Linked DNA regions of Mus musculus: region 1 is linked to region 2. The links are chromatin loops, found by intact Hi-C in ENCODE. Cell type or tissue: left cerebral cortex. All regions are shown on one strand. Region 1 overlaps 0610040F04Rik (RIKEN cDNA 0610040F04 gene). Region 2 overlaps 0610040F04Rik (RIKEN cDNA 0610040F04 gene).

Region 1 (2,500 bases), 82 kb after region 2:
TCATGTATCCTTTCCCCCAATAAAGGTAAAAAGGTAAAAACATGTCACGCCAATGACTTGAAGTCTTTCTGAAGAGAGGATTTTGGGGTTGGAAAGATGACTTCATGGTTAAAAGCCCCAGCTGTTCTTTCAGAGTGCCTGGGTTTGATTCCCACCACAGACGTCTGTAACTCCAGGCCTAGGGGACCCAGTATCCTCTTCTGGTCTTTATGCAGACCAGGCACGCAAACAGTGCACAGACATATATGTTAGTAAACGCACACGCACTTTAAGGAGAGAGGGGTTTACAGAAATGTAGTATGTAATGACAGACCATTCACAGTTTGCACTCGAGTTCTAACTTGGCTTAAAGGGGAAAGGGCGATTGAATTCGAGGCCTAAACCAAGGCACTTTGGAGGGAACGGAGCTCACATCCTCAAGTGCTGAAACTGCACTTTTATTATTTTACTCAAAGTTCCTGTAATTAGTTTTCCTATCAAGCGTTTTATTTGTTTGTTTTGAGACAGAGCCTGCTATTATCTAAGTAGCATCAAACTTCCTGCTAACACTCCCAAGTGTGGGGATTATAGATGTGCACCACCACATCTGGTTATGTTGTGCTGATGACCAAAGAAGGCTTTGTGCATCCTAGACACTCTGCCAACTGAGGTACCTCCTCATCTCTCCCATCAGGAGTGTATGTGTGCAGGCACACATGTGAATGGATGCTGTAGTGAGGGCATGGATTTTAGAGGACAAGTGTTGGGAAATTGGGCCTCTCCTTCCATCATGTGTTGGGGATTTTTGAGGCGTGCAGGCAGGAAAAGCACTTTTACCTGCTGGGCTGACTCTCTGGCCCTTCTTATCAAGTTTCGAATTCCTAGCATGAAATTCACACATAGAGTTTGGAACCTGGGTGACGCAGGGTTTTGCATTGCAGATATGACTGGTCTAATCCCGCTCCTCCACAGTTCTAGCTGTATGAGACGGCCCTCCTTTCTTAAGCGGTAGCTTGCACTCCATTTTCTTGGATATGGACAGACCAATGACAGGGCAGAAAGGAGATCTTATGATTTGTCAAGTGCAAGTCATAGCAATTAGTGTGGTTTCTCTTGAGTATTGCCAGGGCTCCTGGAGATGTCCTATGGAAAGCTCTCCCAGTAGCTCTGCCATCCTAGCCCGACCTGTTTTAGTTTTCTTTCCCCCAACTCCCAACCTCCAGACATGAGGCAGACAGCCTTCAAATTATTCCACCCTCCAGTCTTTGAGCCAGCCCCAGCTGATGCTGCGTGGAGGGCAGGACCACCTGTCTCCATGGAGCCCGGCCCAGATTGCAAAGTACTTGGGAAAAGAAGCACGATGCCTGTAGTCTTGATATCCAAGGATTCTGAGGGCATGGATTCAACCAAGAACACATGAAAGATACCTGCGAAAGATGTGTCTGTACTGAACTCGTGGATATGTATTGTCATTCTTCCTCAAATAATAAAATATAACTATTACACACATAGTATTTACATAAAGTTTGTGTGTGTATGTGTGTGTGTGTGTGTGTGTGTGTGTGTGTGTATGTGATGTGATGTGCTCACACATGTAAAGACCAGGGGTCAATGTTGGCTTTCTCCCTACAGAGACCTCCTACAGAGACTAGCTAACTCCACCACCTTTGCTGTGCATAATAAAATTACTGAGGTTCTAGGTTGTTGTGAATGGTTGGTGCCACCCTATCAGATTATGATCGGCCCACCTGACCCCAGCTTTTCAGTACATGTGTCTGTGTGGTCTCGCCTTTCTTCATTCCCTGGATGGCTCTAATCAGGTTTCCAGGACCAGGCTTTGCGTCAAGAGTTGGGAAGAGCACCACCCCTGCCCCCCCACTTTGTTGGGAATACAGACATGTACTGTTATGCCTGGCATTAAAATTTTTTAAAAGATTCTTATTCATATGTATAAATACTTTGCCTGTATGCGAATGATAATGAAGACATGACCACTCCAAGGTATGGTTGAAGAGAAGTATTTTTAGTGGTGTACCTATAAGGGAGAGTACAGTCAAAGGCAACTGGAAGAGTCCAGACTGAACTCGGCCATGAGGAGAAAGAGAGAGAGAGAGAGAGAGAGAGAGAGAGAGAGAGAGAGAGAGAGAGAACCAAGAGAGGAGCCATGAGGGCAAACTAGAACCACAAGGCGAGAAGGACGAAGAGAACACATGGCCAAAATGGCAATTATAGAGGAAAGAGAATAGTTATATAGGAGGGGAGCAAAACCCGTGGGCTGAGAAGTTTAGGGGAGAAGTGCTGAGAGGAGCCACAGGTGCTGAGTCTAGAACACCAAACAGACACTTTGCTATGCTAGTAGATACCACAGTTAATCATTTGTCTAGTGTTCCCTTGGGCCTAACCGTATGTATGCATATGTAGCATGCACAGACAAAGCCTGCAGAGGTCACAAAGAGGACGGGGCTGATCATCTAGACCTGGAGTTACAAATGATTGTGAGCTGCCAGGTGCTTGGAAGCAA
Region 2 (2,500 bases):
TAGAAGCTACGTGTTCTACCCTGTGACTCCAAGCACGTCTGGCCGCTGCCGGGGAGGGAAGGAGCGACCTGCCCGCCCTCCCCCGGCTTCATCACATGAGCCTCACGTGTTGGACAACGCTCTGGCGGCTGCGAAGTGCCCCCCCCCCCTCCAAACCTCGGGCCCCCAGGTGTCTGCGGCTGCGGCCTCCTTTCCCCGAAAGAGGGGGTGGCAGCGCAGCCAGAGTCCTGCCCAGCTGGGTGGGGGGCACGGAAGCTGGAAGGAACCGGGGAGCTGGAGGGGGGGGGGGAAGAGTTGGTAACGTGGGCGAACCTGCCCCAGGGAAATGAAGTAAGTTCCCGTCTCCTGGGAGGGAACGGGGGAGGACGGATTCCGCCCGCGTCTGACTCAAGCCGGGAGAGGAATATCCCCTTGGTCGCTCCAGCCCAGCCTTCTTCCTCCTCCCCCGCCTGGCCCGCTCCTAGGAACCGGTGCGCAGCTGAGGGAGTCGTCGGCCCCCCTTAGCCTTCTCCAGAGGCTGGGGTTTCTTTCCGTCCTGGCTTCCCAGCCCCCCCCCCCCCCCCCCCCCCAGCGCTCAGCCTCAGTGTCCAGGAATTGCCCGCCTTGGGGAGGGACCGAGGGCGGGGCGGATGTCACCCCATGGGAAGCGGGCTGGTGGCCAGGAGCTAGGGCAGCCGAGGCCGCCGCCGAGCACGCCGCGCGCACCTGACCGTGGACCGTGTGAGCCGTGCCGACCCCCTCCCCCCACCCCCACCCCGGACTCTCCCGGGAGCTCAGGTCCCAGGCGCAGCCTGCGGGTGGCCTGGCACCCGACTGGCGCGCACCCATCTCCTCCCGCCTTTCAGGGTGCCTCACTGCCCCCACCCACCCTGGCTAGTCAAGCACAGAAAGATACCGGGCACAGTGCCCGGCGTTCCCTCCCTCCTCTGCCCCCTCCGATGCAGAGGCGTCCGGGTCGCCTCCCCTCCGGCTGCAGCGTTACACAACCGCGGCGACGGCGCCTGCCCTGCAGCAGCGCGGGGCGTGACGCTTCACGTGGCCCGGACGCGGGCCGGAGCTCGGCTCACTTGCAAGCCTCTCCGCGCTGGCTTCCAAGCCTAGACCCCCGCGCACCGGGCTGCAAGGGATCTGCATGGGATCCCGCTGCTAACCAGGAACTTGGGTGGCGCTGTTTGCAGTCTATTCCAGGACAGGAGAGAGAGAGGAGAAAGCAGGACCCCCCCCCCCGCCCGGGTCCCTCCTCCCGCCCCATCCTCTTGGTTGATCACAGTGAAATCTCCACATTTATGCAGCACAAGTTCACTGAGCCCTTTACCCAGTCGAGCTCGCGGCTGGAGACAGTGGAGGTGGCAAACACGGATTTTGACCTTGAATTTACAAGGACCTTTGGGAAGGAGCCAACGAGGCCAACCAGAAGACCGCCTTCAGCAGAAAGTCTAACAGGGCCACTGGCAGGGAATATAAGATGAGAAAGTTTTCATTTAATACTAACCAAGAGGTTTAGGTAGTAGGGGTTAACCCACAGGCCGGTGCGCGGGGCACAAAGGGGCAGCACCAGGGGCCCCAGCTCTCTTCAATCTCGCGGAGGCCGCCCGGCCCCACCCCCACCGACCTGCATTGGAAAAATCTGGTCTCTTTGACCTTCTAACAGCCCGGAGCTGGGAAAGCATCTGAAACGCAGAACCTGCGGCGCTGTGAGCGGCGCTGACACACAGCAAGGGGCCAGTGGAAATTCATGACTAAAATAAGGCCTGGCTGGGGATTTCACTGACCTCTGCGCTCCCCTGCCCTGCAAGTTCGGAGAGTTGAGAGATGACTGTTAACCTTCCCTACCGTGCTTAGGGTCAGTCAACCCGCTGCGGAGTGACCTGGCTGGGAAATTGGGGGAAAATGAGGTCACTGCTAGAACTGGGCGCAGTTTGGTGGGTCAGTCGTCATTGTCAGTGTTCTGACGACCTGGAGGACTGGGATTCGCATGTTGATCAAACTGGGAGTGCATTTCCTTCAGGTCGCTCAAGCTTCTACTTCCTGTTTATGTTTCACAAGCGTCAAACCCATTAGTAAGTGTGAGAAATGATTGCTTTTCTAACTGTTCACTGGCTGACCTCACTTTGGGGCTTAGAGATCCATCCCTCCTCCCCAGACAGACATAGTTTGGCTGACAGGTTATAATCAATCTCCCTGGAGGGAATGAATGCTCCCACCTTCCTGCCAGGAGGTGAGCAGCAGGACCAGAGGTTTGGATGTGTCCTGGCACTCTTGAGGTAGGGTGGGAGTGAGGAAGGGCTGCCACCTTCCTGTGACTCTAAGGGGGAAGCGTTGTCATGGTTGCGCCAAAACTACAGTTCCACTAGGAAATACCCTCTGTCAGAGAAAGGAGGATATGTCCTCTCTTGTGTCCCCGGCCCCTTCCCCCCAGGAGTTAATCTCTGCAATTTTGCCTGCATGGTTCATGGTTCAGGAAAATAACATCCTTAAAATCATTTAATCAGTAACTTTC

Evidence for each region. Peaks named below come from ENCODE experiments on the same cell type or tissue, not always from the same donor. Only the 100,000 strongest peaks of a DNase experiment are listed, where the experiment ranks them.
Region 1: it touches region 2 in a loop (2.4-fold over the local background); 16 of 42 quality-filtered maps call a loop at or near these places.

What each region holds. Positions count from the first base shown.
Region 1 is chr6:108,576,020-108,578,519 of GRCm38, reverse strand. It overlaps 0610040F04Rik (RIKEN cDNA 0610040F04 gene), which reads left to right. Exons shown (of 7, transcript NR_104577.1): 6 at 1-4; 7 at 508-1,484. Among named protein-coding and RNA genes, the nearest start is that of Gm44040, 42 kb to the right of the region's middle. In left cerebral cortex, no CTCF peak of the experiment used is centred here; a DNase peak (open chromatin) is centred at 1,258.
Region 2 is chr6:108,657,981-108,660,480 of GRCm38, reverse strand. All of the region lies in intron 1 of 0610040F04Rik (RIKEN cDNA 0610040F04 gene), which reads left to right. Among named protein-coding and RNA genes, the nearest start is that of Bhlhe40, 1.4 kb to the left of the region's middle. In left cerebral cortex, a CTCF peak has its summit at 1,143; DNase peaks (open chromatin) are centred at 419, 961 and 1,381; H3K4me3 peaks cover 2,118 bases; H3K27ac peaks cover 2,426 bases.